Regions from separate parts of the Homo sapiens genome. Here region 1 is linked to region 2. A link is a contact called in ENCODE Hi-C or POLR2A ChIA-PET data. All regions are on one chromosome and are shown on one strand. The core of a region is the stretch at or near the end of the contact, and the rest is flanking DNA. Distances in the headings are between cores, read along the strand shown.

Region 1 (4,506 bases), core at 8-2,507, 330 kb before region 2:
ATGGAAGGCCCTGCTGGTCTTATGAGGCCTGTCCATCTTGTCAAGAGCACACAGGTTTTGCAAAGGAGCTGCTACTTGAAATGGCTTAGAAAGCCTTTCCATTGTCCTTGTCTTCGGGGCCCCCTAGCGGCTGGAAGGCTGCAACCTAAGCCTCACAAGCCATGATGTTCATTCTTCAGGGAGTTTAAGCACCTTGGCAGCAACTTCCTAGGCCACAGAAGTCTTCCTGGAACTTCCTAAAGCAGGGGGCCAACCAGTTTGTCTGTGGAATAGCTCCATGCACCCCAACTAAGCTCAGGTCCTGCGTAGATTTTTGTGGGAATCAGCTTCCAAGGACTAGGTCATTTATTGGCCCTGTGTTCCTAGGTCAGCGGTGTACCATTGACATTGACGAGTGTATCTCCAAGCCCTGCATGAACCATGGTCTCTGCCATAACACCCAGGGCAGCTACATGTGTGAATGTCCACCAGGCTTCAGTGGTATGGACTGTGAGGAGGACATTGATGACTGCCTTGCCAGTGAGTATGCCAGTCAGCTCTTAAGCCCCCAGAGGAGAGGAAAACACACAGGGAGCAGAGGAGAGCCCAGTGGAGGCTGCCGCCTTTCACGCCTGACATTGGGCATACCGGTCATTTATCCAGCATATTTAACAGTAGTGTTTTAACTCTTTCTTTTGAAGCTAGTGTCCTTGGGAATTGAGGCAGTGGAATATATTTTAAGCATTCCCTTTAATTTGTGAACATTGAAAATGTGAGGACAATGCTATGATAGTGTTTTTTAAAAAACAGATTTATTGAGGTATAATTAAGGTACATTAAACTGCAAATATTTTCAGTGTACAATTTGGCACATTTTGACATATAGTAAGTGAAACTATCACCCAAAATAATAAACATATTTGTCACCCTAAAACTATCTTCATCCCATTGCAATTTAACCTTCTCTCTTTCTTGCCTGTGGAGTCACAGTTTTACCTTCTGTCACTATAGATTATTAGTTGGCAGATTTTATCATTTTATATAAATGCAGTTAGATAAGCATAAGTCAGGAGAGGTTCTGACTTGTTTTAATGAACATAGTATTTGAGATCCGTCCATGTTGTTTATATCAATAGTACATTCTAGTTTATTGTTCTGCAGTATTCCATTGTATGGACATATTACAGTTCATTGGTTGATGGCCATTTGGGTGTTTTCCAATTTGGGGATATTACAAATGAAGTTGCTATGAATGAGTCTTTGTGTGGACATATGGTTTTAGTTCTCTTGAGTAAATACCTAGGAGTAGAATCGGTGAATCATGTCGTAAGTGTATGTTTCACTTTTTAAGAAATTGCCAGAATGTTTTCCAAGGTGGTTGTACTATTTTCATTCTCACCAGAATTGTATGAAAGTTCTGTTTGAACCATATGCTCACAAACTCTTGGTGATATCATTTAAATTTAGCTCTTCTAGTGGGTGTAGAGTGGTATTTCATTGTGATTTTAATTTGTATTATTCTCTCTGCCAATGATGTTAAGCATCATTTCGTGTGCTTTGCCCATCTGCCTATCTTCGTTGGTGAAATGTCTATTTAAATTTTTTGCCCATTTGAAATAATTAGGTTGTCTTCTTGAGTTGAAAGAGTTCTTTGTATTTTTAAATAAGAATTCTTTGACAGGTATTTGCTTCCCAATGATTTCCCTCCAATTTATAGCTTCTCTTTTGATTTTCTTTTGAAGAGGAAAATGTTAACATTGATGAAATTCAGTGTATGCATGTTTTTCCTTTATAGTTCATGCTTCATGTATCTTGTTTAACAAATCTTCACCTAATCCAAATTTGAGGTTTATCTACTGTGGTTTCTTCTAAAAGTTGTGTAATTTTAGCTCTTACATTTTGGCCTATGATTTGTTTTGAGTTAATTTTTACATATTGTGTGACTTAAAAGTCAAGTTTAATTTTGTTTTCTTACTGTACTAAACTAACTTCTTATTAGTTGTAGGTTCGTAGGTTAGCCTCTAGATAGTTTAGATTCTTAGGATTTTCTACAGATACAATCATCCTGTCTATAAATAACCCTTATGCCTTTTAATTTCTTTTCAACCCTGTATGCCTTTTATTTATTTTAGTATTATTGTACTAAGATCTTCAATAAATACAGAATAGAAGTGGTGAGAGAAGCCTTACCTTGTTTTTGATCCTAGGGGAAAAGTATGTAGTCTTTTACCATTAAGTGAGATGTTACCTATAGGTTTTCATAAAGGCCCTTTATCAAATTGAGAGACCTTGTACTTCTGGTTTTTAAGAGGTCTTTTTGTATTTTTATAATGAATGAATGTTGATTTTTTGGTGTGCAATTGATTTCTCTACATCTGTTGACATGGTGATATTATTTTTTGGTCTTTTAATGTAAGTAAATTGTCATCAACTTTATTTAACATTTTGCAAATGTTAAAAGCTAATCTTAAATTTATGGGCTATATTCCACTTGGTCATTATGTGTTATTCCTTTTATGTATTATTGGATTTGATTTGCCAAAATGTTGTTAAGGATTTCTATATCTGTGTTCATGAAGGATATTGTTCTCCAGGTTTCTTGGACTACCATTGTCTGGTTGTGATAAGAGGGCAATGCTGTCCTCATAGAACATATCAGGAAGTGTTTTTCTTTCTACTTTCTGGGAGAGTTTGTGTAGAACTGGTGTGTTTTCTTCCAAATATATAGACATGGAACCTTCTTTCTGGGAAAGTTTTTAACTACAAGTTTGGTTTTCCTAATACATATAAGTGCCATATGGGCTATCTGTTTTTAATTGAGCTTTGGTAATATCTGTCTTTCAAAGAATTAGTCCAATTCACCTGTTTTGTCAAATTTGTTGACATAACATCAATTTGTTTTATAACATTTCCTTACTGTGCTTTAATAGTCTATTAGATCTGTGATGGTTTCCTTCTCTTGTTTCTACTATTGGTAATTTGTCTCTTCTTTCTTTGAAAGGGAAGAATGTCTGTTTTGCAGATTTTTTTCATACAGTGTTCTATAAATGTTATTAATTCAAATTGGATAGGGTAGTGTTATTCAGGTCTTTTATGTCCTCTATGACTTTCTGTCTACTTATTATTCATAGAATATAATAAGGAGGCTTTCTGTTTACTTCTTATTCAAGAGTATTGAAATCTTTTACTATCATTGTATATTCATCTGTTTCTCTAGTAATTCTATTTGTTTTGGCTTAATGAATTTTGAAACTCTAATCTTAAGTGCATAAACATTTAGGGTTCTTATGTCCTTTTGAGGAATTGACCCATTTATCATTTTGAAATGGCCTTTTTAAACTCTTGTCATATTTCTCTCTCTGAAGTCTACTTTGCCTGATACTGATATAGCTACTCTAGCTTTATTTTATTATTAGAGTGTGTTTTTAAAAATCCTTTTACTTCTGGCCTGTTTCTCTAAAATGGGTTTCTTGTAGAGAGCGTATATTGGGTCTTGTCTTTTTTTCTCCAGTATGATGGTGTCTATCTTTTAATTCAGGTATTTAGACTGTTTAAATTTAATGTAGTTTTTATATGGCTGGCTTCAAAATATGCCATCTTGCTGTTTGCTTTATCTTTGTTCTTCTGTGTATTGTTTCCATTTTCCTTTTTCTGACATCTTTTGAAATAATTGAGTATTTTTATGATTACATTTTATCTACATACATAAATTTCAAAACTTTATCTATATTCACTACCATATTGGTTACATATTTTTTAGTAGTTATTGTAGGGTTTACTGGTGTGCAGCTTTAACTTATTATAATGTACCTTCAATCGTACCACTTCATATAGAGGAGAAGAGCTGTACACTCACATTTACATTCCTCCTGGCCTCTCTTCTATTGTTGTTATAAAATGTATATAGCATTAAACCCATCAAATATGTAATTAAAAGGTCAATTTTTTTCAAGATATTTGAAAAATAATTTAAAAGTCTTTAAGTTACCTACGTATTTTCAAGTCTTATTGGTCTTTATTCTTTTATGTAGATTTGTGTTTCCATCAGGTATCATTTTCCTTCTGTCTGAAAAAATCCCTTGAATATTTTGTGTAGTCTTTGTCTCCTGGTGATGAAGTCTTTCTGTTTTTGTGTGTCAGAAAGGTTTTTATTTTGCTTTAGTTTTCAAAGATATTTTCACAGGGAGGAGAATTCTAAATTGACTTTCTCTTTCAGCACTTTAAAGCTATCCTATTATCTTCTTCCTTGCATTATTTCTGAGGAGAAATCTGCTGTTATTCCACAATTCTTTTATCTGTTCCTTCATATATAATTCTCTCTCCTGTGGCTGCTTTTAAGATATCCTCTTTCCACTGATTTTTACCAACTTGATTATAATGCCTGTTGGTGTGGTGGTCTTTTTTTTTTTTTTTTTTTTTTAGACTGAGTCTCGCTCTGTCGCCCAGGCTGGAGTGCAGTGGCGTGAACTTGGCTCAATGCAAGCTCCGCCTCCTGGGTTTGCGCCATTCTTCTGCCTCAGCCTGCCA
Region 2 (4,498 bases), core at 1,752-4,251:
TTTACCCAGAAGAGCCCAGTCAGGGAGAGGTGTAAATGCAAAATTGCCAAATAGCACAAACAATGAATGTTTTCTGGTTGTTATATAGATGCCAAAATAGCACTTTGATATTTGCAAAGTGCTTTATGCTTTTTAATAATTGTTAGCTGTTTCTCACATCATTGTGAGTTAGATCAGTATTATGACCGCTGTCTTAGGGAAGGCCTGGGAACAGGAGTGTGCAGGCTGTCCTGAAGAGAGGCTGAGGACAGTGTGAATAATTGTAGCCTGACCTTTTGCATTCTCCAGCTCAGCTGCTAGGAAGACTTACTTGTCATGATTTATATAATAAAATTAAGGACACTGAAAATTCTTATGCTTGATGAAAAACTTAAGGCTAGCCTAGAAGGGCCAAACATGTCCTTATTGACAAAGCTGGTCTTTGTCGCCTAATTAGGGTATCCTAGCTATGTTCCATTTCTAGTAAGGGGCTGTAGTTAGATGACTCTTGTATAGATTTCAGTTACTTATGCTGAAGATCCCTGTGCTAGGTTAGCCTTTAGAAGTTAGAGTTGTGGAAAGCAGTATTGTTTTCTTCTCTAGTGATTGTTACCCTACACATTTCATGGAAGCATCTTCACAAAATATCAGACACAGTGGAAGGGGGAAAAAAAGCTACGAGATTGTTTTTACACTTTTAGCAAAGTTTCTGTGGATGCTAGTAATTTATACTTGATCAGTTGTATTCTAGTAAAGAACCTCTTTGGGGACTGTAGGAAAGCATGTTTTTGTGGTTATAAAAACACTTAAAAATCCTGATAATTCTGGGCTTGTATAATGCCTGTTGATCTTGCCCTCTTAATCAGTTTATTGTTATTCACAAATGCAAATAGGTTTTCAAACTACAGACAGTTTTGAAAGACATTAATTCTCATTTTCTTCTAGTCAGGAGTAATACAAGCAAACAAGTGTCCGTTTTGAATTCTGATTTGTAATCTGAATACTAAACATATTAGACCCACCTGAAAATAATATAGCCAATTTCTAGGTAATCTTACTGCTTTGTGGGTTTCTTTCCATGTACATCTACCTCTTCCAGCTGTTTTAAGTTTTCTCAAGTCTGTGCCTATGAAATCTCATCCAACTTTTGATTATTCATGGATTGATTATCCGCTTTTTTTTTGCTTTTTTGCTGCCATTGCTATGCCTGGTCTCGTCTGCATCAAATATACTACATATCAGCAACTTTAGAGAATGGGTTCAACAGGGAGTGGAGAGTGAAGCTAATGTAAAATAGTTTAGTGGCAGTGGGAATCTTTGGACTTCATTTACCTCTCTCATTATTTCTATTACCATGGATAAAAAAGTCAGCTGCTACGTTGATATCCCTTCTATGAGCACATTCTTAGCAGAAGAAAACAATCCAACTACCAACACCCGACTCTATTGGTGCATTTAAAATGTGATTCCATTTTTTCTTACAATTCTTCAGGGAACTTACCTGCATTAAGTGAGGTTAAATGCATTCAGGAGGTTGTTTGTTTCTTCTATCTAGTTTTAGAATAATATTTCTTCGGCAAACCCTGCTAACTGCGGTTCACCCTTGAAAACGTTAATCTGAGGACTTTTTCCACCAACTCATTAATGATGGTGGAAGCAAGTGTATTATTTGTTTCCTGGAGAATTTGATGAAGAGCAGTCTTCCTCTGCTGCCCTTTACTAAGCAAAACCTGGAGCAATTTAAATAGGCTAAATGGTTTTGATTAAATCTTGAGCTCCGAGTTGGAAGGAGAAAATGAGAAGTTAACCCCTTGAGCCATGTGGTCTCTTTACAATCAAGAGACTGTACATATGTGAAAAAATACAAATTAAGGACCTGTGTTCATAGACAATCTAAACTGTGTTTCTGAAGTTTGTGCACATTTTTCTTCACTGTAATGTTATTTTACAGCTGTTTGTTAAAATAGTGAATAATTTAATGATCCTAAAAGTAACAGGTTTCGTGTGAGTGTGCTTGTATACGTGAGATTTGCCTTATTTTCAGGTTGTTTTATTTAACGATGGTTCCTTGGACAGCATTCTGGTGTTCAGCAACCAATATGGAATATTTGTCATTAAATCCATATCAGTCTTTTACCATGTCATTCTTCTTTGCCACACATTAAATGTCACTCAGCTCTATCTATGGAAGCTATGTTCTTGTAGAACAAGGGTTGACAAACTACTAAATCTGCCCTGCATATTTTTGTACATAAAGTTGCATTAGAATACAGTCATACCCATACAGGCACATTTGCATATTATCTGTGCTACTTCACCCTGAATTTGCCGTGAGTGGGCCTCTGCCCACATTCCAATTAGAAAAACTGTACCTGGTCAACCTGGAATTCTTGAGGTTTGATTAGTTTAAGCTACAGATTTTTTTAACCTTGGAGAGCTTTTTGGATTGTTTGCCTTTTAAATGAAGAGAGCAATTAATTGGAGTGAGGCCTAAGTTCCTGTAGTTTTATAGAAACTCCCCAGGTGATTTTAATGAGCAAACAGGGTTGAGAACTCTGTAGGACCAATTAGAGACCCCCCATTCTTTCTTGGGAATTACAGTAAGTATAATAATACATAAGGCTCAAATCCTCTCCTCCGCTGGGGGGTATGGAGGCAAAGGGCAGTGCAAGGTGCATCAGGCTTTGTCTGCTCCTGGTAGGCCTCCTGTCACACAACTGCTCCAAATAGTGAAGACAATATCATAAGTAAGAGCCAGGAAAAGTGCTTGTCTTGGCTGTCCATCAGATGACAATGGAATAGGTGTGGAAGGCTGCTGCTGGCCTTCACCGTCTTCACCACTCATAGTCAGCCTTCCTCCGCTCCTCTCAGATCTTTATTCCCCCAACTCAGCTCACAACAAAGCAAAACCCCAGGCATGACTCCTTTTCTCAGCTGCCCTTGGCAATCACATAATTTCCATCCTCTCTGCCCCTGGTGGGAGGGGAGGAGCACACCTGGCCAGCCTCCAGCATGAATTGCCTAGTGCTTGCTCCTCTGTCTCCCTATCACAGCTGCAAGTACCCTGTAGATTGTAGTTTTCTGCTGCTAGACTGGTTTCAAGGTCATCTCTGCTAACCCAAAGCACATTCCAATGGGTTTCAGTTTCTTGCTGCTCCTGTGGGATCCAGGGCACTGTTCACAATGCTGTCTGCATCCAGCTGGCGCCCTGTCTCATTCCAGCAGCTGGGAATGCTCAGCTTTGGAAGCCAATGAGGTGGGTGGCAAGGTGTTCCATATACCATGTTGCCCTGTGTTTTTAAGGAGGTTGAAAAAGGTGTCAGTGTACGTGCAATGTTTAAATTGGCATTCCCACACACGTATTTGAAGGATTTCCAACCTGAGTAAAGAACTGCCAGACGCCAGTTCCTGGAGACCAGGGATTCACTGGAAGCAGTTCCATGCATTCTTTTTATTCACTGAAGACACTCCACTGAGATGCTTTTCTGAAAGCATCAAGGGCTGAGGTAGGGAGTGGTTCTGCCTGGGTGTTCTGATACCATCTGTGTATGACTGGCCTTCCCCAGGCCCCAAGGCTGTGACTCATTAAGAGCAGAGACCCTGAGAAGTTCACCCCTCAGCTGAGTGGGCAAGTGCCAGGCATAGTGCTCAATGCTAGAGAGACAGATATGAGAGAGGTAGAGATGCTTACACATTCCAACACCATTTAAAGGTGAAGGTGAAGGCCTATTTTGTTTTCTGCCTGCCCAACCTGCTTGGGCGAATTATTTTGCCAACTATAAGTCTGACTTTAAGGATTTGGCCCCTGGGGCTGCAAGGGATGGGAGGTGGACCGGGGGGAACTTCATGTCAAGGCTTCACATGTTATGCTAGGGCAAGATGATACATTCAGCAAAGGCTCAGCATTAAGCAGATTCTCTGCCAAGGACTCTGCAACTATAAGTCAGAGTCCCCACCACTGCTGCAAATCAGGCAATGCCCACTTTAGCTGGCTTTGTTGGGTGAGGGAAGGGACAGTGTGTAACCTTGGAAAAGCTAGTTCACTTTGTCAAGGGGCTGGAAAAGGATCTGGCTAGACTTTTCTCTTGTCAAGTATAGCATTAGCGAATGTCTGAAATGAGGGTCACTTCAAGGTTTTAGCTGAAGTAGTTCTGCCGATTTCTGTGTTGAAGTTAATAGAGTTGGTAGAAATCACAGACATGACTTCACAGCCTGAGATTCACTGGACTGCCACAGCCACTGCTGAGTGTTGCTGCAGCCTAGACCAAGCCCTATAGGTATTCTTGATCTTGCTCCCATCTGTGCAGTGGAAAGATGCGGGTATGAGGTGTGGGGAAATCAAACCAAAGGACAAACATGAAGGCTCTTGTAAGATTCAGGAGCTTGTGTGAATGTTAGGAAGCAAGGTGGTTACCAGGTGGTTGTGCCCAGTGCTGCAGAGAAGGGGCTGCTGAGGGGTGTCCTAAAGTCTTGTGTCATAGCTCCTGGGAGCCTAGAAGGAGGAGAGAGGCAGTTGCTG

The links. Hi-C counts contacts between places; a loop is a spot of excess contacts on that map. ChIA-PET counts read pairs that join two places held with the same protein, here RNA polymerase II (POLR2A). Pooled maps may share reads with other maps.
Region 1: a map of PC-9 shows a loop between it and region 2 (4-fold over the local background). The contact joins two enhancer-like sites. A Hi-C loop is called at or near these places in 2 of 168 maps with a recorded cell type or tissue (PC-9 and mammary epithelial cell), 1 of 37 single-sample maps with no recorded cell type and 5 of 50 pooled maps. POLR2A ChIA-PET finds 5 or more read pairs at or near these places in 1 of 52 experiments (WTC11).

What each region holds. Positions count from the first base shown.
Region 1 is chr1:119,944,427-119,948,932 of GRCh38, reverse strand. It overlaps NOTCH2 (notch receptor 2), which reads left to right. Exons shown (of 34, transcript NM_024408.4): 17 at 367-519. Among named protein-coding and RNA genes, the nearest start is that of ADAM30, 50 kb to the right of the region's middle. RefSeq lists an enhancer at 1-267. Within about 2 kb of position 1,257, at least 3 of the 41 ENCODE cell types and tissues checked have a DNase peak (open chromatin) inside an H3K27ac peak, as active enhancers do.
Region 2 is chr1:119,617,039-119,621,536 of GRCh38, reverse strand. ZNF697 (zinc finger protein 697) reads left to right here. Exons shown (of 3, transcript NM_001080470.2): 3 at 1-2,160. Among named protein-coding and RNA genes, the nearest start is that of LINC00622, 20 kb to the right of the region's middle. RefSeq lists a silencer at 3,905-4,105. Within about 2 kb of position 3,001, at least 2 of the 41 ENCODE cell types and tissues checked have a DNase peak (open chromatin) inside an H3K27ac peak, as active enhancers do.